Regions from separate parts of the Mus musculus genome. Here region 2 is linked to region 1. Evidence: chromatin loops called from intact Hi-C (ENCODE). Cell type or tissue: left cerebral cortex. All regions are shown on one strand. Links, peaks and the distances in the headings refer to the core of each region. The heading gives the core; the rest is flanking DNA.

Region 1 (16,398 bases), core at 2,826-10,825:
TGATGGACGGATGTTATTTTCTGCTTTCTACCTTGAGTCCCATCCTGCAGAGCTTCGCTCTGTGAGGGAGTGAAGGGAAGGAAGGAAGGACTCCGTGCCCTGGGATTAAGAGCTCTGGCCCTGCTCTGAGAGCAGAGATGGTTCTCAGCTCTCTAACTCAGGGCCCATGGTGGGCTGAACACCTAGAATCCTCTCATGCAACTGTTGGCTAGTGTATGGCTGAACGGACAGGGAGGGATGGAGGCTGAGGGTGTTAAGCTCGGTGAGAGGAAAGAACGCAGCTAAGGACAGGCCCACGGGGTTTTGCCTCCTTACTTGATGGAATCACTGAAGTCCATCTCCGTATACTCTACAGTGTGTGGGGCTGCCAGAGAGCTGGCGGTGACCGAGGTGGCCGCGATGGACTCCATCTGGGACAAGAAGGCGCTGTAGGGCTTCATACATGGTGCAAACCTACCAAGACAAAGAGGCGCTGTAAATTAGAGATCGTTGGCTCCTGGGCTCGATCCTCAGATTTTTCAGGGGTCACCCAGCTCAGCCTGGATCCAGAGTCTCCCCCTCTGAGCATACACAGACTCCTGGGACTCCCCCTCTCCCATTTTCCTTCTCATTCCCGGTTGACGGTGAGCTCCCCCAGGACTCGATTCTGACAGAGCACCAGATACAGAGCACTGCCCGGACTGCACGGCCAACCATGCATGGGAGCAAATGAGGGTCTGCTCCCAGAGATGCCAGAAGGCAGAGCTGGGGTTGGGTGTGTGTGTGTGTGTGTGTGTGTGTGTGTGTGTGTGTGTGTGATATGTGAAGCTCGCCCTGCTGGGATCATGAAAAAGAAGAAAAGAACAAGATCTGTCTCTTATAACGCTGAGTCCTCTGCATCTTGCTCAACACGGCTCAATGCTGGCCCCATTGGCAAGCTTTGCTGTCACTCAAGTTCTGACTAAACAGGCTCAGAGGAAGACATGTGGCTGCACAGGCTGGCACCCCAGTGCTCAGGTTTCACTCATTATATTAAGAAAAGGGGCTGGCGAGATGGCTCAGTGGTTAAGAGCGCCGACTGCTCTTTCGAAGGTCCCAAGTTCAAATCCCAGCAACCACATGGTGGCTCACAACCATCTGTAACGAAATCTGATGCCCTCTTCTGGAGTATCTGAGGACAGCTACAGTGTACTTACATATGATGAATAAATAAATCTTTTTAAAAAAAAAAAAAAAAAAAGAAAAGCCTTTGGTTGCCACCAAGGTCAGGGCTCACCCTTATCTTTTCTTTCTGGGCACATGTGACTTGGCTCTGGACTCCTTCGCTTCTTCCCCTATATCTCCCTGTAAGTTTCAGCCCAGGTCACTTATTTAATTATTCCCAGACCCATTTGAAGTCAGCAGAAGTTCTTGGCAGGGTCCTCTCTTCCCTCTGGAGTGGGAAAGTCTCCCTGGCTTATCACAGCTTCTCATTCACGGTTCAGGATGGTGCTCACTTCCCATGAGGCTGGGAGTACTGTTTCCCGAATCTCAGGCACCCTGTTACCACCTTCTGATTTCTGCCTCCCCAGCATTACCCAATAAAACGATTTTATTGGGGTTCGGTTTGCTTGCCTATTTGATGAAATTTAACAGATACCCAAGTATCTGCTGCCATGTTTGTAGACAGATGGTTCCTTTCATTCCCTTAGAAGTTATGTCTCATCCTTGTGGGTTTGTGCTTCATGGCATAGTGGGTAAGTTCCACCCACAGCTTCATAGAAATGGAACCCGGCATCGGTACTGACTGGTTCTGACTTCTCTGGTTCAACATGAACATTTTAATGTTAGTCTTGTTACATGGGACACTGAGTAGTTTTTCACAGTATGGATACTGATCTAGCATCTTGATGATGGACACCCAAGTTGTTTCCAGCTTTTGGATTCTGCTCGTAAAGCTGCTATGAGCTTTGGTGTATAAGTCTCTATGTGGACACATGTTTGTTCTCTGCTTTGATTAGGATCTGGGTGCTCCCTGAAAAGGCTCCTGTGTTAGGGCTTAATCTGCAGCTTGGTGCCAGTCACAGGTGATGGAGGTCTTGGGAGGCAAGGCCTTGAGGTCCCTGGGGAGTTAGCATTAAAGGACATAGCATGACACTGCTTTCTCCTTCTGCTCTTTGTTCTCCGGCTCACAATGAGGTGAATGGTTTCACTGCTTTCTATTCCTGTATTGCTTTGTCACAGACCCAAAGGAAACAAGACACAACCAATGTATGAACGGGAAGCCAGTACGGCTGTGAGCTGAAATAAACCTTTGGCTTCTTGATTGGCTCAGGAGTTCATTATAGTAGTGGAAAACGGAGTCACTCATTCTTTTTGGACAAATTCCTTTGTAGGCAACTGCTGGATTATATGACCTCTGCATGTTCAGCCTTAGGGGCCACTCTGAACAGCCACACTTGGCATTCAGATTAATTTAAGCCATTTACAGCTTATGTGGTGGCAGCTCCTATAGTATCATTAGTAGGCTTATTTTAAGGGAATGTATTTATAGGATTACTACAAATGGAATCCTGGTCTTAATTCATTTCAAAACTCAACAGGGGAAAATAAATCAATGTTATTTATCTGCCCGATAAAGGCTCTGAGTGGAGTGTTGCCTGCTGTTTTATGAAGGAGGATCAGTTGGCTTCCCCTGGAGGAAACCCGAGGTTGGCATCATCTGTAACTGGGCTCACTACGGAACCATGGGCTCTGGGAGGGTCAGGGTCTTTTCAGCCCTGCAGCACAGAGGCTACTAAACAGAGTCAGTGGATGTTTGATTAGCTGGCTAGCTGGCAGGGTAGGCAGTTAAATGAGAGCAGGTGAGGAGAAGGAGTAGGCTGTACTCAAACCCCCACCAAGGACGGCCTTATCTTTCTTGAGCTTCCACTGGGCTTGTTCTAGATCAGATTAGTTGACTCTGATTTCTTGGCAGACCCTCTCTGTTGGAGGGCATGGGAGGAGATACAAGAAGATCTCCAGAGAGAAACTTAATATAATAAAGACTCTTGGCTCCATCCTTGGGCAGATTCAGGTCTTGGGTAGGGAGGGCCCAGGACTTGGTTTTAAGTCAGTCCCAGATGCTTCAAGTGATGAGCAGCCACCATGGGTGGGAAGTCACTGTGGTAGCTCAGGACAGAGCTGATAATTAATGTGGGGTTAACACAGTAGCCTTACCAGCTAGGGACAGTGAAAAACAGCGTTAGACAATTCTGAGCACTTATTAAATCACCCCAGGTCAGCACAGATGCCTGGGAGACCCTCTGCTGGGCCATTGTGCATATAATAGCAATCTCTCTTCCAACATTGGCACCCCCCTCCCCCGCCCCCTGGGATGTCTTCCAGATTAAAAACAGAGCATGTGGGGAATGTCTGTCAAGGAAGAACACAATGCTGCCTGTGTCTGCACACCCAGGGAAAAACAACACCTCAGCTGGGAAGCAGGAGGTCTCTGGAAACAAACAAGGGAGTTCAATGCAATGAGGCCTTAAGCAGAATAGAGGCTTTAACTTGTTAAAACCCGATGCCCCTACCCCCATTCAAACCCAACCTTGGTTCTGCTCCCCACCCCCCATCCCCACCCCGCAAAGATTCATTTTCCCTTCAGGTATAGATCAGATTCATTTCCTCTTACACATAGATTATTACTTTCCTGTCCTCCTGGCTCTCACGGGATTGGATCCCGTTATTTTTAAAAGAGAGTAGGCAGCAATCAAGGAAAATCAATAGTGCTCCAATTCTAGAAGGTTCGCTGGAGACGCCAGGGAAGGACACTTCTTGGGCTGCGACAGCATCTTCTGAATGTCCAACACAGGCTGATGAACAGCACTGGGCAGGCTCAAGAGTCCCTCTCTTTGTGTTTCATTGTAAACACCGGGGTTAAGGATCAATACGAACCTTACGCTGTGAAAACTACAACAGCAACAACAAAGTCCACCTCTCTCATTTCCTGTGCTCCTCCTCTGCCCCCCACCGCAAGCTCTAACACAACAAAACAAAAGCCCCAAGAACAAGCTTGTACTTTAGAGGTGTGTTGGAGTTCTCAGGGTGTCTGTAGACTGGAAGGTGTGAAGGTCACACACACTCAGGTCTGGGCAGTAAGGTCCAGGTGGTGGGGACAGTTAGCTTTGCAGTGGACACAGTTGACTGCCAGTTTGCTTATTCAGTACATTTGGGTTCCAGAAATGTCCCTTATTGAGGGTCAGAACAGCCTCTGGCTTTGTGCAAGGGGCCTGCAGATGGGCTTTATCTGGCTAGACAAAGACAATCAGCACGTGTTGTTTCCCAAATGAATGCTTAGGTGCTGATGGCCCTTGTCGCGATCACCCTGCTAGGAGGATGCGCTCAATCGCAGATACTGTGGGTTCTGGGAGCACCTTTCTCTGAAGCATTGCTCTGCTCTGACAGAAACTGCCCCTCACACCAAGAATTTCTCAGGAGGTTATGAGCCTTTCTGTAGGAAGGACTCACAGGCAGGCAGAAGACTGGTTGATGGGTGTGAGGCTCAAAGAGCCCAGCTTCCTTCACAGTGAGAGGGACAAACTCTGGAGCCTGGTCCATTCTCCAGGGTTCCCTCGTGGGATGGGACTGAGGTCAGAGTTAATTTTGCAACCACAGCTCTCGGTTCCCCTTCATTCTCTCTGGCTTCCCTCTTCTCTTCTCCTGGGGCTCTTTCCTCAATGCAGCAACTGTCCCGGCCTCGTCCTGGAGGGAGCCCACAGTACTTCTGTACAGTTCCAGAGAGGAGAGATGCTGGCTTCCAGCAACCCCAAGGCCAGCGGACAGAGACAGAGACAGAGACAGAGACATAGGAGTGGCTATAACTGAGCATGCAGTGCTCTGACAAAGCTCTTCATGGCCAGACTTCCTACTCTTGTCTACCCAGGAAGCCTTGAGTCTCCCATTCCCCACACTCCCCATCTCTTCAGTTCTCAGTGAAATTCTCCAAGTACCAAGAAGGATCTTTCTCATGGCCAGTCTATGGAACATCCCTCTGCCTAAGGCAACTCTACGTCTTTACCCAGTCCACACTGATGTGACTTCCAAGCCTTAGCTTCACTGTTTTCATTGGGGGCATAGTCCCTGACCCCGCGGCCATGCTATGGGGTCATATTCATGGACTGTTGTGATCCACTCAGCAGCCTGGCCTGGCTCCACCACCACTGTCCCTGGCTAGTGATGCCATATCAAGTTTCAAGACGACACTCACTCAACATTTATTGAAGAAGGAATTCTATCCAAAAGTCCCACGAGGCTGGAGATGGCTCGGCAGTTAGAGGGCTTGCTATGCAAACGTGAGGACCGGAATTCAGATCCCCAGAACCCATATGAATGCTGGCTGGGGTTGGGGGATGCTTGACTGTGAGTAATTTCAGTGCTTAGAAGGCAGAAGTGGGATTCCTTAGAGCAAAGCTGGCTAGTTAGGCTGGCGGAACCAGTGAGCTGTGGGTTTATGTAGAGGACCTGCTTCAAAAAGTAAGGAAGATAGGGACAGAGGAAGCTGCCTGCAGATGTCCTCTGCCCCCCCCCCCCCCATGCCTATGACCACACATAGACAACACACACATGCACACAGAATCTTGTTTTGTCTAAGCACTGCATTGGATGGCATAGAAACGACCACAGTCATCTCTCCCATTCCTGTAAGCACAGATTGCAGAAGATGTTGCCTCCCCCAACCCCACCATCAAGTAGAGCCTATTTCCTTCAGACCCAAAATCTGGTCTTGGCCAATGATACTGCGTTAGAAAATGTGATGCAAACAGCTCGTATATCATCTAGTGCCACGCTTAATATATATTTATTGTATCTTAGGGTTAAAAAAGGCGATTTCTCTTCTTTCTCTTGTTTCTAATTATCTCGCTTTGAACCGCTCTCCCTCTTTCCCCTCCTCTCTCTTTTGTTCCCCCCTTCTCTCCATCCCTCCCTTTTCTGAATCCCTGTGTCACAAGCTGTTCTTCCTTCCTCTTTCTAAAGGGAGCAGATGGAAACCATTGCTTTTAACCATACTTCTAGATGGGACATTCTCCTGTGTCCTAAACTCAAAGTCCCTGCCGTGCTCCCACATTTACTGCCTGGATGTATGCGGTCTGCCTACCTTGGAAAGCAAGTGATAGAAGCAGACTAGGCTGCTGGAACTTTCCCTGCTAGCGTTTACTCCAGCTGTGCCACACGAGGAGGAGGGGAAGCCAATGGGAAAGCAGCCTGCCTCAGCCCTCTGACGTCATCGTGTTTCCAGTGCCTCCGATTGGCCGTGTGTGCCAAGGGGAAGGCGGTGAGAGCTGAGGAGCTGAAGCTCAAACCTCTCAAGTCTTAGAGATGGAGCCGGTTAGGAGGAGTTCTCACAAGTGACTGCCCTTTGGGGCCACGCGTGGGATCTTAAAAGACCTAGGCCCTAGATACAACAGGAGAGATTGGGTTTACTTGGCATCGGGCTGTTCGGAAGCCCCTGCCATGGTTCCAGTGTGCATTCAAGGCTGAGAGGCCATGACCCCATCACCGTGGGGGAGAAAGTCACAAAGAAGGTATGTGTGCCAGTGGGAGCCTGCATTCAGTATCCACAGCCAATGCTGTACACCAGCATCCTGCCAGGTACTTACTTAATAAACACTGCCCAATTTGATCTCCGCACCAGGATGCCACAAGCCCTATCGCTTTTAAAATGACAAAATGGAAGCGAACAATTTGCTGAGCTGTGCTAAACTGACCCCAAAGCTCACAGCTTTGCTGGCAACCCTCCTGAGCCACTGGTGGCAAGTCACCGAACAGGCCTTCCTCTGTCTAAAGACACCACGATCCCCCACACAAGGAACTTGTATTGACTCATCTTGAGCCTTCTCTTGTAGTCTAAGGAAAAGAAGACCTCACTGGCCTGGCCCTTGAGGAGACACCTTGGGAGCTTAGCTCTGAGGGGAGTAGGGGAAGACAGTTAACAGAATCTACCTTGAAGCTCTCTAGAGAGATTTCAGTGAGAATTGGCCATTTCCGTGAAGCTCCAGAAGGTGTCCCCACTGCTACACACTCTCGGAAGGGCCGCTGAACAGGTAGCCTGAAATCTCCTAAATGTGTTCAGCTTCAAAGCACTTGAAAAAATACTTTCAAAACAGGAAGGCTTTAAAAGTCAGTTTCTTTGAGTTGTCTGGCCTCCCGTAGTGGTAGCTTACTTTGGGAGACTTCTAATTAATGTGAATATGTAGATGCACGAACTCCTTATGAATTCTACCACTAAAGGAGCCAAGCAAGCGTAATCCGGCCTGAGATCAGATCTGCTCCGATTCGTTCCACTGGCGTCTTTAGAAGCTGGCTGAGCTCACATTGAGTCTCCCTGAGGCTGATGTCCGCGGCTGATATTAAAGACACTCAGAAAATTCTTTAAAAAGGGTGAACCTGTAACAAGGTGACCAGGAGTCTTTTATAATAACATGAAAGCAGGGACAAAAAAAAAGTTTTATAACCCTCAAAACTGAAATGAAAAACAAAAAAAAACCAAAACAAGAAAACTACCTTTACTGGTTCATCTGTGGGGAAATAGAGCTGGCACTTCAGGAAACAGGAGTATACTGAGTTACAAATAGACCCGGACGGCAGAGACGCACAGCATCAGGATGGCTTTCAGTTTTCATGTTCTATACAGAGAGGGCTAAAGGCCTCCCTGATCCAGGGACCTCCCTCTGCTTTTGAAACCTTGGGTCTTGCAGGTGGGTCACAAAGGCTGCAGGTTTGTTTCTAGAAGCTCAGATTTGAGTGATGTTTGCAGTTCTCTCAGGCTCTGAGGTGAATCTGACCCCCTGTTTGGACCCCTCCCAGCAGAGGAGAGGAGATTCTTGGTAGATGGGTCTACCCGAAGTCTGGGCCTTCCCAGAGGCAGCAAAGCTAGACTGATGCGTTTTCTTTTACAGTGGACCCCAATTTACTAATAACTGCATTTTTGTAACAGGAGTGATTGGCATATATGCTAACACATGATTGCATATAGCGTGTGATTCCTCCAGGAAGGAGAGAGTGGGGCAACTGAGGGTGGTGGTGAGGGGTGGTAGGGTGGGGTTGGTGAGGGATGGACAGACAGACAGATGACAATGATCACAGAATGACAGGGCTTTGCCTGGCTAAATTTCATGATTCCAAGCACCTAAGGTTGGCTTGGGGAGTTGATAGGACAGACACATTTATTCCATTTCCTTCTACTGTCTGTGACAGAATCAGTGGCTGACCAAAGAGGAACAAGAGAAGGAAAGGCTAAGACGTGGCGCTGTCATGTTGAGAGCAAAGGGCAGAGAATGCAAGGCTATGAGGAGCCAGAGGAAGTTACTGATGGAGAGGAACAGATGGGAAGGCTGGTTCGGCAGAGCGGCAGATGCTGTTTTCTGGATATTAGAAAACATTTTGCATATTTTCCATACACTGGGAGGGAAAGAGATGAACTAATGAGAGGCTAGGGAGATGTTCAGGTGGTAAAGTTCTTGCCTTGCAAACAGGAGGGCCGGGGTTCAGATGCCCAGCCCCTAATGTAAAAAGCCGGGTGTGCTGGCACAAGTCTGTAATCCCAGGACTAAGCAAGTGCAGACAGACAGATGCCTGAAGCTCACAGGCCAGCCAGCCATGCTGAACTGATAGGATCAGGGAGACAGCCTGCCTCCAAAAATGAGGTGAAAAATGATTGGGGACATCTGACATTGATCTCTGCCCTCTACGTGTATAGTATGTACATGTACATAGGCATGCCCAGATGCGACATATGTGCCCATGTCCCCATGCAGAAACTGAGGATCAACAGGAACCTGGATGGTCCCCAGTGGGATTCGATGCAGGATGAAGGTGTGGCGGGCCAGAAGGAAGATCAACCCAGGAAGCATGGTGGAGGAGAACTGTACTAACCAAGTGGGTCTTCGGAGGGAGAAGCAGACTGGAGAAAGAGGTGACCCAGAGGCAGACAGGCTACAGAGCAGGGTGGGGCCTTGGGAACTCTCCCATCAGCTTGACCAGTTGCTCTTCAGTGTGGCTGAAACTCCCAACAGACAGAATCTACTCTAAAGTGACCATAATGTAGACTTCCTCCAGCCGAGTCTGAGCCTGCCTCATCTACCTCCCAATGGTGTGCTGTTGGGGGCCCTGCCTTAGTTTATCCAACATGGCGGCTGTGCAAAAGCATCTTCCTTCTGTTTCAGTTTCCAAAGTTCTTGATCACCAATGATGTGGAATAGCTTTTGATTCTCCGTGGGTCACTCGTATTTCAGCTTCAGTGAACTTCCTGGCTGCCATGTTCTCTCATTTCTAAATTTAATTCTGCCTTTTCCTTCAAAGCTATTCTTTATTATGGATACTAATCATTTGAAGATAATATGCGTGCCAAAAGTTTCCCTCAGCTTGTGACCCCGTCTTTGCACTCCTTCTGTGTCTCTTTGATAAATAAACACTCTCAAGTCTAATGCTGAATTCATGAATAGCTTCATAAAGTCTTAAATCTTGAGAAATTCTCCATTATTTAGAGATCACCCATTCAATTTCTTACTTTTTTGCCACTCATACATCATTCAAATTTAAAAATATTTGCACCTTCTCATTTGCATTGTTGACCCCTATGAAATTTGAAATTATTTTCTTTATAGTGGAAATTTAGGAACGCAGTTTGGGCTTTCAGTTCTGTTTAGAACACATCACTCTGAGGACTATTATTGAACAGAGCCCTTCTATTCTTCTGGGTTCAACAATTTCAATTTTGTCATGGCTTTATGAATTTGCCATTCTGTTTCTTGGCTCTCTATTCCATTTGCCTCTCTGTACACAAAGACACTCACTACTATTATGCTCTTAGGTTCAAAGGGGCTTGGCTAGTCTCAAACTTTAGCAATTTCATGTAAATTTTAAGATCAACTTGTCAGCCTTCTGATTGAAACTGCATTGTGGATATAGGTAATTTTGGGAAAAATAATGCTTATTACTAAGTTGAATCTTTAAAGTCAATGAAAAAGTCATGCTCATCTTTATCTTTAGTGATTTTTTTATATAAAGATTATGTGAGAGGCAGGTTTATTGGAAAGTTGTGCAAGGGTGAGTTCACTGGACCCAAGGATTATGGTCAGGGAAGTTGCCATGGGGAGAGAAAAAGTGGGGGTGGGGTGGGGAAGAAAGGGCACATGTGCTGAGAGAAGAGAGAGCATCTTAGTGATTTTTAAAAAAATGTTAAATTTGTATGTGTGTGTCTTTGTAGCCTCTCTCTCCCTCCTTCCCACTTTCCCTCCCCACCCCCACCCCAACCCCCATATGTGTCTATCTGTGCACATCCACAATCTATGGTATATGGCTGTGGAGGTCAGAAGACAACTTATGAGACTCGATTGATTCTCTCCTTCTACTATGTGGGGTTCTGGGGATCGAACTCAGGTCATTGTGCTCAGTGGCAAGGGCCTTTATCTGCGGAGCCCTCTTGCTGGCCCTGATACACCATTTTCTTAATTAAGAATTCTTTAATGCGTAATTTCCTTCCAGACACTATGCCTAGGCACATTTTCCCTCTCCTTAAGGACAGCAGTGGACTGACTGCTTTTTGTGGAAGGTTGATGGGACGCCCGGGGCGGTTTTGTTGGTAAAGCTTGTTTCTGCTGAGTAGTTTCTGGCTGCTTACACTTCTCTTAATTAAAGCCCTCCTGTAGCTTGTGACATTTTGAAACTAAATCAAACTTTCCAGTATGGTTCACAGCCCTCTGCCCTATAGAGCTCTCTAGCTAAACAGCTGTCCTTTGCTGATGCTAGGCTTTGAGGTCTACAGTCTAATTTAATCAATTGTTTCCTCCTTTGCTTCATGGTTTTTTAAAATAGATACTGTCATAGGTCAGACTTGTCTCCCCGAAATTCTTATGTTGAACTCCTAATTTGTAGTAACTCAGAAAACGACAGTATTTAGAGAGAGCATCTTGTCAGAGGTCATTAAGTCAAAGCAAAGCTCTAACCCTACATGGCTTGAGTATTTCCAGGGAGGGGAAAGTAGCCTAGGTGCCTGCAGAGGGAAGGTGTCCTGAAGATACAGGAAAGCTGGTGGTCTGCCAGCCAAGAGAGTCAGAAAGTATATCCTTCCCTCAGGGTCCTCAGAGGGAACCGACCAGGCAAACATCCTTGGTCCTTGTATGAAGCAGGACTGTGGTCAGTTGAGGGTATGACTGTCGTCACTAAGTGTATCCTATAGGACAGATACATTTAGAGGCTATAGAGCCCCGCCCAGAGATTGCAGAGCAGCAAGCATCAGCTCTTCTCTCTGGAGACAACCGATCAATCACTGACCCCATGCCAGACTCTGAGCATCCTCACAGGGTTTCTACACCAACTGGTATTTGCAATGTGCGGAGTGAAGAACAAAGTAATTCCAGACTATGGAACACACTGTAGCTGTGGGTTTTTATGATCCATATCTATATAGGCAAAGACTGCTCTCTCTCTTTCTCTCTCTCTCCCCCCCTCTTTCCCTCCTTCCTTTCCCATCCCCTCCCTGCCTTTCACCTCCTTCTAAATCCCCTCCCATCCCAATGCTGTTATTTTGGTGACTCGTCTGCATTGCTTGGGCTTTACTGTTAAAACCATGGCAATAATACTTCATAAATAAGCTTCATGTGAACAAGTCTGATGGGAAAAGGGGATGCTATCATCTTTACATGGGCTTAGGGTCCCATGCGCAGTTTCCATGTTTGTCTTTACATGGACCAGGATGAATCAGTCTTCGCATTCCCACAGTACATGTTACAATGTCTGGGCAGAGTTTCCACAGAAGGCCTATTCAAATGAAGGGTGGAAATGCTGTAATTAAATATATAGAACAAAGAACTGTGATGTGTTAGCAGGAGACGATGTCTAAGGCCAGGACTGTATGGTTAGTGGCATCCATTGTGGTGGCCTCAGTGTTGGGGGGGTGGGGTGGGTGACACACGTACCAACTCCCCAGGGTGGTTGTATGCCATGTGAGAGTGTTGCCCAGCACATGGGAAGTAGTTCTATTTATTGCTTTTGGTCAGTATTCTGGAACCGTCTTCTCTTTGTTCCTAATATCACCACATTGAGGCTTTGACTTCATTCAGCTGTCTAAAGGAAATATTTTTTGACTCAAGACATTTTCTTTGTGCTCTGGAAAGCTGTTAAAAGAGCTTTTTCTCATAATAGAGATGTGAATTTATTCCTGCTGGACTGGTGGTCTTGCCCTGTGGCCTCAGAAGCAGGCATGCTGTATTTCATGGGAAAGAGAAAAACTACAGAGCCAGCAGATGTGACAGTGCCTTAGCAGTGCCCAAGGCTCCATGGTGACAGAGCTGTTTCGGGGGTGGGTAGCATCCTCAGTGTCAGAAGAGTCCTCCAGCTTGTGATGAATCCAGAACACTAGTAAGGTGGTCTTGCACCTCGGCAAGGAAGGGTCTTCTACCCTTCCAAGTAGGTGGCATCTAATTTTAGAACCAGACGTCCATGTGACATAGGACTGGTAAGGAGGAAACACAGTGGGTCTTGTCAGTCATTGCGTAGGAAGTCTTTGTTCTCTTCTGCCTGGCATCCATCCTCCCCTTCTCTAGTCAGGTGCCTTCCATGTCTTTCCACCCAGTTTGCAATTTGCTAAGGCAGCAATAGCCTAAGAACATATTAGGGGAAGATTCTATCCCCCCATACTCATTGAACTCATCTTTGGACATTTCAAAATCCATTAACCTGCTCTAGAAACCAGCCAGAGTTAGGCAGAAGGGACTGGAGGGGCATAAATACCACCCTCAAACGTTGCCCAAGACAAGCTGGCTGCTTTTCTGTTTGCCCTTTGGGAAACCATTCATCCCTCCTGAGAGGTTATCTTCCTAGAGCCCCAGAGCTGACTGTTTATTATTGTGTTCGACCCAAACTATTCTCTGGGAGGTAAGAGAAGAGTAGACAAGCTTGCAGACGTATAAAGGGTCCTGAGAAGCGACACACTGGTAGGAAAAGAGAAATATTAATGGAAGGAACAGAAGTTTAAGTCAGCAAGAGGTCCCTGAAGCCCTCCAACTCTGTGGGGCCTCTGTGTGTCCCAGAATGGCCTCAGATTGATTTCAGGGGGAAAATATCTCAGAGCTACTTCTGGGGTGCTACTTCTCAAATGTGACTTGGTATTAACATGACAAAGTGCCCTTCTTGTTGTCTTCTATGAAGACATGGCTGCTAATGGCCAGCTTTTGCTGAATGTGGATGATGGGGGAAGACATTGTTCTGAAAGCATGCTGGGTACTAACTGACTCAATATTCATCCAGTCTTTGAATGGAAGGACCTTCATTATTCTCATTTAACTCATAAAAGCTGATGTTTAGGGACAATCAGCCAGTGGCCAAGGTTGTATAGACCAGGTGGGGCTGGAGGTGTAGCTCACTGGTCCAGCATGTCTTTTCCATACATGAGGTTTGGGGTCAGCACAAGCATCACCACTCCATCCCGAACAACACATCACATTGATGCAGGGGCCAAGTACCAGTCAGACTCACAGTTGGCTTTTAACTAGCACACTGAATTGCTTTGGAGTTGCTGAAGTCTAGGCATTGCCCCTGAGGGATTCGATAAAGCTCAAGTTGAGCCCTTGGACAGAACAAGGAACTGCTTTTAATCATGGACCTGGCTCATTTAACTACAAAAGAATGTTGGGGAGGTCAAGGGAGCCTCACACTGACTATGGCCTATATATATATATTTTTGGCTAAGATCTGATGTAATGGATGATCTTCCTTGATTTTTAGAATCACCCAGGAGACATACTTCCGAGTGTGCCAAGGAAAGTGTTTCTATTTCATGGAGGAGGAGGGAAGACTCACCCTAGATGTGAGTTTCATCACCTGAGTAAGTAGGAAAAATGGAGGGCAGCAAGATGACTCAGCATATAAAGGTGCTTGCCTCTCAGCCTGATAACTTGAGTCTGGTTCCTGGGACCTCATGGTAGGATGAGGGAACTCCAGAAAGTTGTCCTTGGATTTCCACATGTGTTCCCCATGGCATGTGCATGCCCAGGCATGTGTGAGTTTATGCACACACATATATGTGTACATACAATACATTAATGTAAATTTTTTTTAAAAGAAAAGGTAAAAACGGAGAAGGTGAGCTTGGCAGCACTCATCTCTTCCTCCTCTCTGATTTCAGATGCAATCTGACTAATCACTTTGGCCTTCTGCTCACTATACCTTTCCTGCCATGATGGGCTGTGTCCCTTCAAACTGTGAGCTCAGATGAACTCTTCCTCAGTCAAGTTGTTTCTGGGAGGTGTCATGTAACAGCATGTGCAAAAAAGTAATTAGTGTAGAAACTGGTGCCAGGAGTAGGGTTGCTAATGTAAAACATTTGTCTGTGAGGTCAAGGAATGTGTTAGATAGTTGGAAGAAAGTCCTGAAGGGCCATGTTTGAAGTGGTAAAAATGAAGTGTCATGTAGATCCCAGGATGGTAGAGAAGGCAGCACTATGGGATATCTGCCAAGGAAATGGAAGTTATGGAGGAGAGCTGGCCCAAGAAAGAGATGGCATATACTGTAGTCAGCAGAACTAGAGGGATTGCCCAGGCACCCTGGAGCTCAGATGACATCATCATGAGCCCCAGATGTTAGACACAGAGCTGCAGGACTTGTTGTTTGCAGTGTTGGGTTTCAGTCTTACTTTGGGCTAATCTTTCCTTGGGATTTTCCCATTCTTCCCCTTGTGAATGGGAATGTTTATTAAATGCTATTGCATATTGGAAGTATGTAGTTTTTAATTTTTATTTTATAGTATGGGCTCACAGTTAAGAGTTTGACTTAAATCTCAGGAGAGATTTTGGACTTTGAACTTTAGGACAGTGTTGGGAGTGTTAAATGCCATGGACTGACTACATGAATTTTGCATTAAGAGACAAATAAGAGACTTTGGTGGCCAGGGATGGGATGTTATGATTCAAAGTAGTGTGTTTGGGTATCACACTGAAAAGGGGTGTGGTGTTTAATCTTGTGATGGCTAATTTTCATTGTAAAATTCACTGGCTTTAGAATCATCTATGACATACATCTCTGGGTATGTTTGAGAAGATAGTTCCAGAGAAGTTTGACCAAAGAGGGAAGACCCACAGTGTGGGTGGCATAGTCCTATGGGCTAGGGTTATGTGATAATGTGATGGTCCTATGGGCTAGGGTTATGTGATAATGTGATGGTCCTATGGGCTAGGGTTCTAGACTGACCAATAGGGGGAAATTGAAAAACATACTTAGCAGCAGCAATCAACTCTCTTTGATTCTTCTTCTTTCTTCTTTCTTTTCCTTCTCTTCTCTTCTCTTCTCTTCTCTTCTCTTCTCTTCTCTTCTCTTCTCTTCTCTTCTCTTCTCTTTTCTCCTTCTCCTTTTCCCCTTCTCCTTCTCCTCCTCCTCCTCCTCCTCCTTCTTATTCTTCTTCTTCTTTCCCCTTCCCCTTCTTCTTTCCCCTTCTCTTTTTCCCTTTTCCCCCTTTCCCCCCTTTGCCCTTCTTTCCCCTTCCCCTTCTTTCCCCTTCCCCTTTCCCCTTGCTCTTCCCCTTCTTCCCCTTCTTCCTAGGGTTTCTCTGTGTAATCCTGGCTGTCCTGGAACTCACTTTGTAGACCAGGCTGGCCTCAAACTCAGAGATCTGCCTGTCTCTACCTCCCAAGTACTGGGATTAAAGGCGTGTGCCATCACTGCCCAGCTCCTCTCTTTGATTCTTGACCGAATGTGTATGTGACCAGCAGCTTCATAGGGCCAGGGGGCCACGGTGGACTGTACCCCCTCAAAGTATGAACCAAGATAAATACTTCCTTCTTTAAGCTGCCTTTGTCACAGCACTGAGAACATTAATATACCTTGCTGTGGCCTTGATGAGACCAGTCTGGTATAAGAAAAGGGTTTTCTATGCCTTCCCAAGAGATGAGAGATTCTGGGTTTATCATCTTGGTGTCTGAGGGTTCTTTGGCTCCCATATTTTAGGATTCTGGGTTGGGGTTGTACTTGCTACAAGACCATAGAAGAGTAGAAGGGGCCCTTGGTGAGCCTGAAAACAGTTACTAAGGCAGGAGAGCTCAGTATGTCCTATGGACATGTATGTTTTATGAAGAACATTTGCTTTAATTATGAAACTTCCACTAGAAATTACCTCCATTATAGGGGCTAAGAGTTCAGGGCATGGGGTTACAAGGGTTAGACGGACAGAGCCTGGACTCTAACTGGCTTAGTCTGGCTCTATAGCTCAGGACCCCCAATACCATGAATTCAGTACATCTTAGAAAAGTTCTATTTTCTCAAGCAAAAGAATTAGAGGAATGATGAAGACAGAAAATCAGATTTCCTCTCTCCTCCCCCCTCCTTGCAGAGCTTCCATTCCTCTTCCAATTATGCTGAGTGACTGGTGCTCACCCCACAATTGAAGGAGAAAACAGTGTGCTCTGT
Region 2 (16,398 bases), core at 4,590-12,589, 500 kb after region 1:
GGGTAGAGAACACTAGACTCCAGGAGGAGAGCTTCCTTGAAACTCTTTTGCCTCATGAGTGACTTTTAAGCCTTTCGGCTTGTCCAGTTGACTCGACCGGAGAGCATAGCAAAATGACTTCTAGTGAGCTTTCCTAAGTGGAAGGCATCGCTTTTGCCACAAGAAGTGGGTTGTTTGTTCTGGGTCTGTTGTTCTTGTTGCTTATCTTTGGGGTAGAGACCCTCAGACTTACAATGAAGCCTATCCTATGATGACCCTGAACCTCCTGTTTCTGCCCGTACCTCCCATGTTCTGGCTTTACAGGTGTGAGCCTCCATGCCTAGCATACAAAAGCATATTTAAAATAATTCTACCCCCAGGTGGCTGGAGAGGTGGCTCAGCAGTTAAGAGCTTGCAGAGGAAGGGGATTTGGTTTCCAGCACCTACAGAGTTGGCTCACAACCAACTGTAACTTCAGTCCAGGCGATCTGAACAGACACATATGTAGTATGCTCAAATATGTACAGGCAAAACACTCCTTACACATTTGTACATTCCATATCCTTACTCTCTCGGCGTGGGTCTCATTTGGGGATATTTTATAAGACGTTTTCCTGAGACAATGAACTTCTTGCTAGTCTGCTTTTTAATGGTCACCTTCGACCTCGAGGTCTTCATTTTCTAAATCTGTTCCCACACCTTTCCTCCCTCTACTGGTGCAATTGGACAGTTGTCTCAAACAAAGCACTGCAGGCTCTTGTACGTTGTTCTCTTTGCATCCGGAATAATCACCAGTCTCACTTGGGTACTGGCTGCATAGGATCATATACATTTTAACTTCCTCAGTGAACTATAATCTCAATTCCTTGTTCTCCATTTATGTCCTTCTTGTCTTACAATGGTGCTCTGTATAATCCACAGTCGGGACATGCACACTGGTTGGCAATAAATAGCACATGAGAGAGAGAGAGAGAGAGAGAGAGAGAGAGAGAGAGAGAAATGACCAAAGGAAGATCTGCTGTTTTGTTCATGGTTTGAAGGAATGGGTTTTCAAAGGGCTGCTCACCCTTTAAAGGTTGTGGCTTTTCTCTCTACTTCAGTGCTCTAACGTTTAAAAGCTAAATCTTCATCTGTTTGCAGACTGAGGTGCCTGCTGGGTGCCCCAGCTCACTGAGTTTAGCAAATAACACCACCTTATTTGTTTTGCGTTTTGCATAACTGTGGCAGCCATTTGTCTCCAGGCTGAACTCCGTGTTCCTTTATTTGTGGCTGCATCTGCAATCCAGTCCTCATCCTGCGCATTTTATCAGGGAATAAATTCACCATGACTGGATGCGAGCCAGAGGAGTAATTCAGAGTGTTCTGAACACAGGCCAGTTCATTATCAGACCTCTTTTGGTACCCTTAGCTTTCATGAAAGAAATCCAGTGTGCACTTCAGCCAGGGAAGCAGATCAGTGTCTTGCTCAGCCCTCATCAGAGAGGCTTCCTCCTGCAGATGGGAACAAATACCGAGACCCATAGCCAGACATTGAGATATCCAGCCTTAAATGGGATGTCGCTATCAAACCCCTCCTCTCGGGGCTCTGGGAACCCTGCAGAAGAGGAAGCAGGAAGAGTGTAAGAGCCAGAGGAGATGGAAGACATCAGGAAAGGAGGCCATCTAAATCAACAGGACTGGTGCACACAGGAACTCACCGAGACTGGGAGCATGCCCAGGGCCGGCACAGGTCTGCATCAGATGAGGTCCTAAAGCTGAAAGAAGTGGGCACATGCTGCCATCCCTAACCCAGAAGTTATCACCTCTTGATAAACACTGGCAAATAAAATTTTTGTTTTCTCCAAGGGAGTCTCCATGGAGAAGCAAACTACTCTTAGGGGTGGGTAGCATGCTCAGCCAACGGGAAACCAACTCAACATTGGAGGTGCCTTGTTTCATAGTGTCATGCCAGGGCTATGATTTTTGTATTTTATTATTTTATTTGTGTTTTTCTCTCCTTTTACCCTACAGGTCCTTTGCATCTATATTATGGCTTCCAGTTTAGTGTTTTTGTGGGATTCCTAAGTGCGTGATCTAGTGGTCTCTGTATTTGTGTCTGTCTCTTGTGCGTTTTCTTGTGTTCCTTCCTTCTGTTAATTTTGTCCTATTCCAGTGTATCAAACTTGTTTTCTTGTGTTATGTTATATTTCATTATTGTCCCTTAGAAGCCTGTTTGTTTCCTAATGAGAAAAAGAAAGGGAGTGGATCTGGATAGGAGGAGAGGTAGGGAAAACCTGGGAGGGGCAGAGGGAAGAGAAACCACAATCAGGATATCATATTCGGGGAAACAAGCTGTATGGGAATATAAATAAAGTGGGGGGAAAGAACTAATAAGATGAAACAATATAAGGGTAAAATTAAAAATAAAAGAAAGTGTGTTTTGCCAAAGAGGGGACACAAAACTATTGGGGTGCTGAACAGATAAAGAAGCCATCTTGGATGGCCAGCCCATCAGAGCCCGTTGCTGGCTTTGGACCAAGATGTCTATGACCTCATGCGAACCCCCAAGTGTGCCCCATGTAATCATTCCCAGTCGCTGCTCAGAAGCATAAGAGGCCACAGACAAGTCCTGCTAGAACACAGTCACAAGTGAGAGTCTCTTTCATAAACTGTCAGTAGGTTGCCTGCGTCATCTGTTTCCTGCTGAGCACCCACAAATAACAGCCCAGAGCGGTAAGAGCCCGCCTCTCGCTTCTCGCTGCAACTGTGAGCATCCCAGCCCTGTGGCTTAGTGGGTACCGGGGTCTGCCATCCAGACAAGGCAGGGGCTGATCTGTATGAAATCGTGGAGCACACACTTGGCCAAGAAACATGGAATGTTCCAGAGTTTCGCTGCTGACCTTCCCCAGTGAAACCTCGGGGTCACTCGTTCCCTACCCTGCCTGGTAACAAACGCCAGAGATTATGCAAGTTCACAACCTTTATCCAGACTCACTGTGGAACCTACGGAGGGGAGAGGACCATCAATGGGGGCCAAACCACAGTGAATTACCCAAGTCTAGGACATCAGGTTCCCTGCCACAGGACTACAAGCAAAACAAAGTCAGAGAGAGGGTTCTGGGGTCTCATTACTCAAAGGATATTGGTTTTACCAGAGGAAAGTGGGTTCCTAGTGCCTACACATCATCTCCATGTACCTTCCAGCAAGGGGGCCGGCGGGTGAGACTATATCTAACTGCCAACTGTGTCCAGCATCAAAACTAAGAGGCTATTAACACATTTGTTGTCTTGGTCTATTATTGTTTTGTTTTGATTTTTGTTCAAATGAAAAGATGCTGGTCAGTCAGTATGAGATGAATGTCAGTTATGAGGATTTTTTTTTTTTTTTTTTTTTTAGACAAGGTTGTGGCTGACCTGTCTTGGAACTCACTATGTAGACAAATGACTTTAAATTTCTGATCCTCCTGCCTCCACCACCTGGGTGCCACCAGACCCAGTTTTATGAAGTACTGAGAATCAAACTCAGGGTCTAATATATGCTTAGGTAAGCATTCTACCAACCAAGTCACATCATCCCCAGCCCTGAGAATTTTTTTTTTAACTGAAGCAAGGTCTTGCAATGAGCCTAGGCTAGCCTTGAACCTGCAACCTTCTGCCTCGGCCTCCTGAATACTAGGATTACAAATGTTTTAACATCTAGAAAAATGGATATTTTAAAATCAGTAAAAAATATAGTACACATTTTACATATTGTAATTATTATTTATTTACCCCTGATAGAATATTAATTCCACGAGAGCAGAACATTTATTTATCACTGTTTCATGATATAGCCTTGCTGTCCAGCATACAGCAGATGTTCAAAAATATGTCTGAATGAATAAGTGGCTGATGATGAGGTATAGTAAATCTTTATTGGACACCTATGAGGAGCACTTTTCAAAGAGCTTGTATTAACTCCTTAAATGGTGTTGAATACTTTATGAGAATGAGAAGCTAAGCTTCTGTGTTCTTGGCACTTGGCAATTCTAAGTCGGTATTGCTTTGATCCCCACCATGTGGTAGGTATTACAATAATCACATTTGAAAAATGCAGAAACCCAGGCATAGGAGGGTTAAATAACTTGCCCAGATGCCACACAGCTACTAAGGAACAGAACCAAACCCCAGGCCAAAGTGTTCTCCTCTGACAGCTGTAGTTAAACTCTGGGCTATTCTGCCTCATTTGCAGAAAACCAGGAGGCCCTATGTTTGATTAACTGTTACTTAAATCAATTAAGCAACCAGGATCATTAACTTTTATAACCAGAGATCCTCTGGGCCCCATATGATTGGGCTACTCGGTGGTCTGCCTGTTGAATAGGAGGCAACTACAACCAGGAAAATGTTAATCTCAACTACACGAAAACTTCACCTCATCCTGGTCATGCGTGATGGCATCGCCAAGAAAGAGAAAGCCATAAATGGGCTGGGAATGTTGACTGAATAGCAGAAGAACTTTCCTAGCAGACTTGAGGCAGAGAGAGACACAGAGAGAGACAGACAGAGACAGAGACAGAAAGAAAATATAAATATATGCAGGCAGAATGGAACCTTCATATATTATTGGTGGGAATGTAAATTAATATACCCACATGGAAATTAGTATAGATTCTAAAAATAGAATCACCTTGCGATCTGGCATGTCCTGGGAGGAGCCGAAGTCAGCATACCGCCGAGATTTCTGCACATCTGTGTTGCTGTATTCATAATAGGCAGACTGTGCAATTAGCCTAAATCTCCATTCACAGAGAAATGGATAAAGAAGATGTGACACATATACACAGTGGAGTTCTATTCAACGCTAAAGGATGGAATGACAGCATTCGCAGGAAAATGGACAGAGCATTTTAAGTAAGAGAAGGCAGACTGAGGAAGACCAGAATCTCATGTTTTCACTCAGAGGCAGAATCTAGATTTAGAGAAAAGAAAAGGGCATGAAGGCAGAAGAGTAGCTATTTCAGAAGTGGAAGGAGAAAAATGGGACCAGGATGTAATGGAGAAAGAATATCATCAAAGCACATTACAGAGGGCTGGGGATGTAGGTCAGTGGTGGAGCATTTGCTTAGTATACACAGGCTCTGAGTTCAATAGCCAGTACTGTAAAAATGATTTCATGTTGAAAATATGGAAATTTCATAATGGAAACCTATTATTCTCTAAAATTAATATGTATTTTTTAAAGAAAGCAAATCTCAGCTCTGGGGAAACTGAGGCAAAAATAAATACAAGTTTAGGAAGAGCCTAGGGCTGCATAGCAAGACTGTATTCAACACACACACACACAAGTTAGAAGATAAGTGAATAAATAAAGTAAGCCAGGTACAGTGGTACACTCATTTAATCTCAGCACTCAGGAGGTAACATAGCCAGATGATCCTTGTGAGTTTGAGGCCGACCTGCTCAAAGAAAGAAAGTTCCAAGCCAGCCAAGGCTACATAGACATACTCTATCTCAAGTTGGCCCCATTGCGTTGACACCCATCGGGTGTCTTCCTGGACACCACTCTGCTGACTCCTGGGAATGGATGGACATGGCCGTGCTCCACATGGAGAGGCGAGAGGCTTATAGATCAGTGTTCACCTGGTACAGAGATCTATAAGAAGTTCAGGAAGAGCTGCAAAGCAGAGGGGGCTTCATCTAACTCTGAGCTGACACCTGAACGAGGAATCTCCATTTGCCAAGTGGTCTAGCACTAGAAATGGCTGAGCCTGCTGCCCAGTAGACCTCGTGCCCTCCAGACCCAGTGCTGGCTCCATCGACTCCCCTTAGATTTCCAGAAGAGTTTTCAGTCCCTTAGAACAAAAGACCGGCTCTCCCTCCCTCTGCCAGAGCAAACATTGGGAAACATCTGGTTCAGTGACTTCATTCTTGCACTTGATTGCGTGTCTCACAGCAACGGATCCACTCTCCTCACCTGCCCTACCTCGCCCACTGCAAATGAGCATCAGGTGACTGAGGCAAGACCTAACCCTGGGGAATAGGAAGGGAAAGAGGGGACTCTCCTGGACACAGTTCCCTGTCCAGAGTACACACAGATGATGACAGAATGCTGCCTGATGTCAGAGCAGTCATCAGAAACTCCAAGCAATGGGTATACCAGTTCTCCTGGGGGGTGCCCCATCTCCTTTCTTTGAGAAAGCACTACATAAAGTAATGGTTAGAGGAACATATGTGCATGTGCAAATCAGTGCTTCCTCAAATTTTAGTGACCCATCCTCCAAAATGACCTATGGATTTTTTTGTTTTGTTTTGTTTTGTGTGTTTTTGTTTTTGTTTTTGTTTTTGTTTTGTTTTGTTTTTTGAGACAGGGTTTCTCTGTATAGTCCTGGCTGTCCTGGAACTCACTCTGTAGACCAGGTGGGCATCGAAATCAGAAATCCACCTGCCTCTGCCTCCCAAGTGCTGGGATTAAAGGCGTGCCCGACTTATTTTTTTTTTTAAAGTAACTGTTTTTGCTGCTCTGTTGATTCAACTGCCACTCACATGTCGGTGAGTCCCAACATGAAAATTATTAACTGTGATGCTTAGGGGGTCTTGTAAATATTTGATCATCGTCCCTAACTTGTGGTTTCACCAAAGTGCATACCAAGAAAGCGGAAGTCTGTTTCATTTCGTGTGTGTGCGTTTCTGAGGGCAAGGGTCATATTTATTTAACTTGTTTTATATGATGTTAAAGAGTTCGTGTACAATGGCGTGTTTAAAAAATAAGTCTATTGATTCAGGAGGTAAATGTTTATCTCCTAGAAAGGGTTAAAATGCAAGCACATCACCCATCATTTTTTTTTTTAAATCAGAAGACAAATATACAATAATGTTGCAATGTTGACTTGCAAGTGTCAAATAAGCCAACCAAAATAGACAACTTGATTAAATGTGGTATTTTGAACAAGCTCACCTATTCTACCTGGTTGGCAATGAATGGGATATAGTCCTAGAGAAAGGATTAGAATCTGATGTAGAAAAAACAAAAACAAAAAACAAAAAAACAAAACAAACAAAAAATATCTGATATAGAAGTGTCTGAAGGAATTTCTAGCATAGGACCGGGAGAGATACTTCAGTATGAAAAACACTTGACTCACATGCACAAGGACCTGAGTTTAACCCCACAGCACAGATTTTAAAAGACAAAAAGGGAAAACAAAAAATACTGGGCATGGTGGTGTGGGAGTCTGGGATGGTGATGCCAGCACTGGGGACGGAGAGACAAGCAGAGGTCTGGATTCACTGGCCAGTCAGCCAGCCTCCTTGTCTGCCCCCAGGGGAAGACAGACTCTATCAACATCAACAACAGTATTTATGGCCCGTGTAATGACATCTGAAGTTGTCCACTCACAGTCGCATGTACTTGCACATGTGTGAACAAGCACACACATGGAGAGAAGTTTCCAGCATGGCTGTGGTCTATCAGCCTCCAGTTGCCCTTTGTCATGGTTTTGCCTCATCTTTGAGACACCTGCTTGCAACTTGGCATAACTGAGAAGTAAACATTAATTGTATTAGGTCAATTTAATTTTTAAAAATATATATTTTTTCTTTCACCTCCTGTGCAAAACTTGAGGGAGTTGAGGTATTAACTGACAAAGGAGAAAATAGAAATGACACTTGACATTAACAACCCCAATTTAAAATGTTTTAAATATATTAAATCACACAATTTTTACAACTACCGTATAAGGTCAGTTTCACCGCTGTGCACAATTTCAGTGAAGAACTTTTCATCAGAGGAAAATTAGGTCCAAAATAATTAAATATCCTCAAGTGCCAAAATCACACACGTACACACACACACACACACAAACCTAAATGACATACAAAAAAAGGGGGGGAGGGGAATAAGCAGCCAAAATCTCGGACGAGACCTGAGCTCTTTCTCCAGTCTCTTCTAATCTTCTAGCTCTTGAAAATCCTTTTTTCATTACTGATGGCTCAAGAGGAACTTAAGGGAACATTGCAGAAGAGGCAGGAAAACCATAAGAGCCAGGGGTAGAGAAGAACCATGGTAAAATATGTTTCCAGGACATGACAGAGCTGTGGCACTCATGAGCTCACAGAAGCTCTGGTTGTCTAAACAACGCCTACACAAGATCCAACAATATCAATATGGATGGATGAAGGTCAAGAGTCCCCACCCCAAGCTAAGAGCAATTGACCACTGATGCTACTGGAGAACAAAGAATCAGTTTCCTTCAGAGCTATGGCCTGTCCAATGTTGCCCATGAGCCCTTGGATGGCCCTTTATCCATGCATGAAGAGGCAACACTAACTGGACTCAGTAGGTTATAAATAAAAAAATAAACAAGACAATATGACATATGATCTTGGAGGAGTGGGAGTTGGGGAGATCAAAATGCATTGTATACATGAAATTCTCAAAAGTAGATAAATAAATCTTAAAGATGTAAAGCTACTTTGTAACGTATCCATATGTTTAAGCCTATTAGCATTAGCTAATGTAACAGTCTCTAGTGTCAGTGAATTGATAGGACTAATGCTTACTTCTAAGTCACATAGAGTCAAGAGTAAGTCTTCATGACAGTGCTGCCCTGGGACACTTTCTTCCAAGCAGTGATTGTCCCAGGCCCCTCTTGTGTGATGTGTATTTGTTACTTTGGAGTAGCTCTGACTAAGGTACCTGAGAGAACTTAAAGGGGGAAGAGTTTATTTTGCTCATGGTTTTGGAGGATTCAGTCCATGGTCGATTAGCCTCATGCCAAATGTTTTGTAAATAAGAATGTTGTGGCAAAGGTTCCTTTACCTCATGATGGGAGAAATAGGGAAGAGGTAATTGGAAACTCTTACCTATCTCCTCCAATATCCTGAAGTTTCCAGAACCTCTCAAAGTATCACCATTACCTGGAGATCCAGTATCCAATACTTGACCATGTGTGAGCCGTGTCATATTCAACGCATAACAGTGTGGTTCATCTGTTTTTCAGTATCAAATGAAAAACGTTTGTCATCTCAATGACATCCTGGTCTTGGGGAAATAGAGAAGATAGAGACTAAAGATAGAGAAGATGAAACCATTTGTTTTTATAAGACAAGGTCTCATTATGTTTCCCAGGCTGGCTTTGAACTTCTGTGTTACCAGGTGGGTGAGACTACCAGTGAACATCACTGCACTCAACTAGCAATTTCCTTCTGAAGTGTCTACACTGATAGTTCTTGTAAGGCAAAATTGCTAGCAGAAGTATCTTAATCATTAGGTATGTTAGTACCTGTCAGTAATTACTGAGGCAGAAGTATCATGAGTTTAAAACCAGACTGGGCTATGTAGTTAAATCCTTCCAAAACAAATCAGACAGACAGACAGACAGAGACAGACAGACAGATAGACAGACAGGAACAGACAGAGAGAGACAGAGACAGACTATCTATAAAGTCTTTACTTTCATCTTTAAAGGCTAGTTTTACTAGGTATAAAATTCATTCTCCTTTCTTTTCTTTACTGTTCCCAATATGGTGCCCCAGATTTTTGGGGGGTATCACTGTTTCAAATGAGAAATCTGTTATTGATCTTATTGTTGTTCTTTTAACTTGATATGACATTTTCCTTTAGAACATTCAAGATTTTTCTCATTATTTTTGGCCTTCAATTGCTTGACCGAGTTGTGTCTAAGTGTCTTACTCAACAATTGATTGTAATGTTGCCCATCAGATTTGAGATTGCTTTGAGCCTCTTTTGTCAAAAGTTTCCTACCTCTTTCTCGGTCTCTTTTTCTATGACTCTTCTGGATATACCAAAATTTCATATTCAGCCAGGGACAAGCTTCTGCACGGGGCTTGTGAGACCCCTGGCTATACATGGGCTCATCAAAACTCACTATGAATCTCTGTCTCATTTCCTGTCTTGCCCGTCAAATTCTGGCTAACTTGTTGATCTGTTTCCCACTCTAGCCCTTAGGACAACAAACATGTTTGTTACTAAGGTCACTACTATTTTTTTTCTCACATCCCTGTTCTCTGTTAACTACATACCCCACCAGCAGGGAAACCAATGGTTTTCTAGTTTACTCTCTCGGATGAAATTATTAACCAAGGATGAAGAGATGAGAATAGTATGACTTCTCACTCCTGAGATATTAGTAGTTTTCTTTCCTAGGAGTACCACAACAAAGCCCCCCAAACTTGACAGCTTAAACAACAGAAACACATTGTTTCTTAGCCCAGGGGAGATGTCCAAAGCCAAGGTGTCAACCTTGTTTCCTTCTGGAGAAAGAGGAAGGACCTGTTCTGTGCCTCTCTAGACCCAGCTCCTGCCCCTACCATCTTTGATGTTCTTTGGTGTGGACCAGCATCACCCTGACCTCTGTCTTCATCTTATCATGGAGTTCTCTCCATGTCCTCTTTTTTTTTTTTTTTTTTTTAAGGGAAATCAGTCCTAAGGAAGTAGATTAGGTTAGTGACCACATGCACTTCAGTAGCATCTCATCTCAACTAGTTATAATGTTTCCAAATATAGTCACGTTCCCAGGTACAGGAAACTGAGGCTCCAGTGTAGGAATTTGAGAAGATACCATTCAGCTTACACTAGGGAGCAAACAGCAGTATTGTTTTGATGAAATGGAAAGAAACCAAAGAGAATTCCTCAAGTTCCAGGATCTCTTGACCTTGAGCAACCTAGCTCTGTTTCCCTATCCGCAAAATAGGGGAATGTCTGAGAATCCATTCTTAAAATACCACTTCTGAGACAAAGTCTTAAGGCGCAAGCTTTAAAGTCTTGGCTTTGAAAAATACCTTTGGATTCCTGTCTTTAAAAAAAAAAAAAAAAATCTCAGGATGACAAGATGGCTCAGCAGGTAAAGGCAACTGGCTACCAAGTCTGACTGACAGCCTGAGCCCAGTCCTTGAGAGAAGCACTTGGTGGAAAGAAAGAACTGACCACTAAGAGTTGTCCTCTGACCTCCACAGTTGTGCCATGGTATACATATGCACACATACACAGAGATGATAGATAGATAGATAGATAGATAGATAGATAGATAGATAGATAGATAGATAGACAGATAGATGGATGGATGGATGGATGGATGGACGGACGGACGGACAGACAGACAGACAGACAAACTTCTTTATAAAATCTTAGGAAAGTCCTCCTCTACAGGCAGTGTAACCATCCAGACGAGGAAGTTCATGACAAACCGTCTGCTTCAGAGGACAGAGATGGTCACTGATGTCCTTCATCCTGGGAAGGCAACAGCACCAAAGACGGAAATTCGGGAAAAGCTGGCCAATATGTACAAAACTTCACCAGATGTCATCTTTGTATTTAGATTCAGAACCCACTTCGGTGGTGGCAAGACAACAACTGGCTTTGGCATGATCTGTGATTCTTTAGATTATACAAAGAAGAATGAGCCTACACACAGACTTACAAGACACAGCGCCTCTATGAGAAGAAGAAAAAAAGACCTCCCCAAAACAGCGAAAGGGACACAAGATCAGAATGAAGAAGGTCAGGGGGGACTGCAAAGGCCAACGTTGGTCCTGGGAAAAAGCCAAAGGAGTAGATCTGTGGTGACTTGATCTGCTGTGATGTGCAGATTTCTGAGAGGACAAATAAACTAAAAAGTTTCTCTCTCTCTCTCTCTCTCTCTCTCACACACACACACACACACACACACACACACACACACACACACATCCTTCAAGGAAGGACCTTGCTGGCTTGATGTCTTTTTTTTGTTGTTGTTGTTGATTTTTTGTTTTTCGAGACAGGGTTTCTCTGTGTAGCCCTGGCTGTCCTGGAACTCACTCTCTAGACCAGGCTGGCCTCAAACTCAGAAATCTGCCTGCCTCTGCCTCCCAAATGCTGGGATTAAAGGCATGCGCCACCACTGCCCGGCATTGATGTCATTTTAATGTGTTCCCAAATGGCCCACATCCTAGAAAATTGGTCTCCTGTGTGGTGGTGCTGATGGGGTGAAGCCTTTAAGAGGTGGGACCTGGTATGAGGTCACCACACTCAAAGATTTCATGAGGTTGTCACAGGAGCACATGAGGCTGTCTCACTGGCTTTGGCCCTTCCGTGGGTGCTTCTCCACCATGTAATCATGTTGCTGGGTAGGGAAGGGTTTACCAGGGCTGGCTCCGTACTCGTTGGACTTTTGAGCCACCAGAATTTTGAGCCAAATACTGAGTTTTTGTTTTCATTTTTGTTCTTTTTATTGCCTGGTTTAAGGCTTTGGTGCAACCAGCTAAGGCAGACCTTCGCTAGGACTGATGTCTAAAGAGTCTCTGCCCAGAAGAAGCAGGGTGGCCAGCTCTGATTTGCCAGGTGGTCTGTCCTCACACCTGTGTCATGGTGACCCTACCTTGGGCATGGGAGTTTCGAAACCCACTGCATTTGTGTGTGTTTGCTCGGTGCTGCAGTTAGCTTCTCTGAGAGCTGGAGGAACTGCCAAGCATAGATTTACTTTTAAAAATTAATTTGGTTTTGCAAAGTTCACCACATTCTAAGATAACACTCTCCGAGGCTGAGGTAAGAGGGAGCAGATGGCCTCTGGGCCCTGGAAGAGCTGGAGGTACAAGCACCTAAAAAGCACCCCCAGGGCTCCTTTTAGGAAATTATAAACCATTATTTTTTATTTTTGCACCTTACATCAGCTGAAAGTCCTTCGTAATACCAGATATATAGATTAGAAGTCAGTTACTCTGGGGAAAAAATGTTATTTTGAATAAGGACTGGTAGATTGATGAATGGGTATTTTTTTTATTAAACTAATAAAATTTATTTTAAAATATGCAACTCAGTTATTGACAATTTTTTTATGTATGTGAGTACACTGTAACTGTACAGATGGTTGTGAGCCTTCATGTGGTTGTTGGGGATTGAACTTTTAGGACCTGTGCTTGCTCTGGTCAACCCCACTTGCTCCTGTTGGCCTTGCTCGCTCAGGCCCAAAGATTTGTTTGTTTGTTTGTTTGTTTGTTTATTATAACTAAGTACATTGTAGCTGTCTTCAGACTCACCAGAAGAGGGTGTCAGCTCTCATTATGGGTGGTTGTGAGCCACCCTGTGGTTGCTGGGATTTGAACTCAAGACCTTCGGTAGAGCAGTCAGTGCTCTTAACCACTGAGCCATCTTGCAGCCCCCAGTATTGACATTTTTTTAAGTCATCAAAATAGCTTATAATAGTTAAATGCCTCTTAAATACACATGATATCTTCTGAAGCTAAAAGTAATATGCACTCAACCAGTTTTTTTTTAACTTTTTTTTTCAAAGATTTATTTATTATATGTAAGTACACTGTAGCTGTCTTCAGACACACAAGAAGAGGGCATCAAGCCGGGCGTGGTGGCACACGCCTTTAATCGCAGCACTAGGGAGGCAGAGGCAGGCGGATTTCTGAGTTCAAGGCCATCCTGGTCTAAAAAGTGAGTTCCAGGACAGCCAGGGCTATACAGAGAAACCCTGTCTCAAAAAAACAAAAAACAAACAAACAAACAACCCCCAAAAAGAAGAGGGCATCAGATCCCATTACAGATGGTTGTGAGCCACAATGTGGTTGCTGGGATTTGAACTCTGGAAGAGCAGTCAGTGCTCTTAACAGCTGAGCCATCTCTCCAGCCCCCTCACCCAGTTTTTAAAATCTATTTGAAACATTACACATGATAGAAGTAGAAAAAAATCTCTTATGAAGTCCTCTATGAAAGGAAATTGTGACAAGTTCCTGATTAGACAGAAACTGTTCCATCTCCAAGGGAGAATACGCAGCATAAGTGTGGCGATGAATGGCGATTTAATGGGTGATTTTAATTTCTTCTCTAGTTTTTGTGGGAAAACTCTGCTAGTTAAGGTTGAAGTCCACCATGACCGGACAGCCTCTGAGCTCGGTGCAAAATGGAGACTCCCTGGTTAGCAGATTTTCTCTGACCTTGTCTGGGGGATGCTAAGCCCCCACACTCACCTGAGGGATGTCAGGTCGTCTTAGAGGATCAGTTCCCTTTTCCTGACAAAACCTGTTGAGCCAGGACCTGAGACTCCTGACTTGCTTCCCATGCTAATGAGGTGTGCCAGGTACCCTAAGCCCCCAGCCGGTGACCTTTTCCCATCCTGGGTGTCCCTGCCCTCAGTGCCCCAAAACCTTATAAGCCTTCAATCACCCTATGTAAAGTTGATCTGCCTACTGACGAGTTGTCCCGGTGTGGTCTTCACTGTACATACACACAGGGGTTCCAACCCCACCCCACCCCCTCACCATTTCTGTTCCCTTTGCCCTCGTGGACTAAGGTCCACCGGAGCGAGGAGACCCACAGTTAGTTCCATTATCAGAAGTTTCTATGGTAAGATTGTTGTTAATCTAAAACAATGATAAAATATTGATTTGTGTGTTTGTAGCTTAGTGTGTATGCTTTGTGTGTGTGTATTCGTGCATGTGTGTGCGTGTGCCTGTGCGTGTGCATGTGTGTGTGTGTGTGTCTGTGTTTGTGTGTGTGTGTGTGTGTGTGTGTGTGTGTGTGTGTACATGAATGCCAAGCCAGAGGCCGATGCCGTCTCTCTCTACCTTGTTTTGAGATGGAGCCTCTTACTGAAACTAGAGCTCACCAATCTTGCTGGCTATAAGGTCCTAGGGATACTTTTATCTCTCCGCCCCAGTACTAGTTCTACAGCCTACGACAACACACCGGGCTTCTTTATGTGGATTCTGGGGATTCAAATTTGGGTCCTCCTGCTTGCAAGGCAAGTATCTTACCTACCGAACCTTTATCTGCCGCGCCAAATCACAGGCCTTGATTTCTCTTATCCTCGATCTTTACTATCCTAATTAGCACAGATAGTTCTTGGCCACCTTTTACTTATCTTTCCTAACCGCATCTGCAACTAACTGAATTCTGGGTATCTTGTCTATCACTATGGCGCGGAGGAGGAAAGGAAATGGAGAAGGATCTTTACCTTACTTAGACCTGCACGACATCTAGTGGTAGAAAAATAGAATTGCAAGTTTTCCCTTTAATGTCCCTAGCCTGTTTGTTATAAGCAATTGAGCACTTGTTACCCACTAAGCCCTGTGAATGGTGTAGCTCGCCGAGTATTTGACCCAGGGTCAGGTTGTTCTTCAGCGTTTCATACTGTCGGTTATTCACCCTCTCTGTTCTCAATAGCTCTCATTGCCAGAGTTTGGGTTAGGGCTTGCTGTCCCTCCAGAATATTCTAGAATTTTCCCCTGTAACAACTTTAAAGCACTTCCCTCCTTAAAAGTCCCCTCTGGAAGGGGCCTGGCATAGCTCAGCGGCAGAGTGCTTGCATAGCAAACACAATGCCCTCATTCAATTCCAGTTCAAGAAAAAAAAAAAGTCCCCTCTGGGGCCAGCGAGAGGGCTCAGTGTATACATGTACTTGCTGCAAAAACCCGATGACCTGAGTTCAATCCCCAGGACCCACTGTGAAAGGAGAGAACTGACACGCAAAAGTTGTTCTCTGACCTATACCTGTGCATAGAGGTTCCACCCACACAACATGCATACTAATAGTAATAATAATTAACAAATGTTTTAAAAGTTTAAAGCTGTGTCTGGTGGCTCTACGAAGCCTCTAGACTCAAGCCCGACGTGCAAGCCCACGTGCAAACATTTATCCATACATGACATGCTCGCACCACTACACTAGAAGATCATTAACACCATAAATTCGAGTCAGGAAAAAAAAAAACTAACAACATTCATAGATTGAGCAAAAGCACCAACGAGTCTCCTCTGTACCATAGTAGAGGTTGTGGCACTGTTTGGAGACAATGGGCTACCGTAGTAAGTGGTATGGCGAATGCCTGGCCAGGGAAGGCTTCTTGGGGCCCGTCCCCGCCCATCTTTTCAACCTCTGTTCCCCTCACTTTCTGTCTCGCTCCCAGCACTGCTCTCCAAATGGAAGCATTTGGACTCGAAGGTCTCCTCTAACGTTCTTCCCCGCCTTGGCTTCCTCGATCCCAAAGCTTTCCATCTTCCCAAACCTTTTCCTAACCATCATCCTATTCGGGGAGCTGCTTTGCGTTACTTCTGCCTCCACACCCCACGTCCATCTTTTTCATCTCAGCCTTTCCTAGCTGCCTTCTGCTGAGTCTGCAAGCTCTGAGGGCACAGGGCTGTCTTAATTCGTGTCGGAATTTTGTGCGGTGTGAGCGGTAAACACAGGAGCAACGCAGGAAAGGGGCGGGTAATTCGACGTCACGTGTGACAGCCTGCTCTTTGGGCTTACCTCAGTTTCTCTTCCTGCTCCTGTGGCAAAAGCAGTTTAAAGGAGTAAGGAATTGCTTTATTTGTCTGGTCTTTATGAAGTTGGTGCCATCGCCGCTTCGCAGTTGAGGACACTTGGTTGCCCGGAGCTTGGGTGACTTCCCAAGCTCATCCAGGGACGAAATGAAAGTCGGGAAATTGAGTGCGCTAACCTGAACTTCTGG

What was found. Peaks named below come from ENCODE experiments on the same cell type or tissue, not always from the same donor. Only the 100,000 strongest peaks of a DNase experiment are listed, where the experiment ranks them.
Region 2: it touches region 1 in a loop (4-fold over the local background); 2 of 42 quality-filtered maps call a loop at or near these places.

What each region holds. Positions count from the first base shown.
Region 1 is chr8:110,469,425-110,485,822 of GRCm38, reverse strand. Hydin (HYDIN, axonemal central pair apparatus protein) reads right to left here. Exons shown (of 87, transcript NM_172916.2): 25 at 316-453. Among named protein-coding and RNA genes, the nearest start is that of Gm21283, 25 kb to the left of the region's middle. In left cerebral cortex, for the core only: a CTCF peak has its summit at 7,011; DNase peaks (open chromatin) are centred at 6,251 and 7,009.
Region 2 is chr8:109,969,065-109,985,462 of GRCm38, reverse strand. It overlaps the pseudogene Gm45795. Among named protein-coding and RNA genes, the nearest start is that of Tat, 13 kb to the left of the region's middle. In left cerebral cortex, for the core only: no CTCF peak of the experiment used is centred there; no DNase peak of the experiment used is centred there.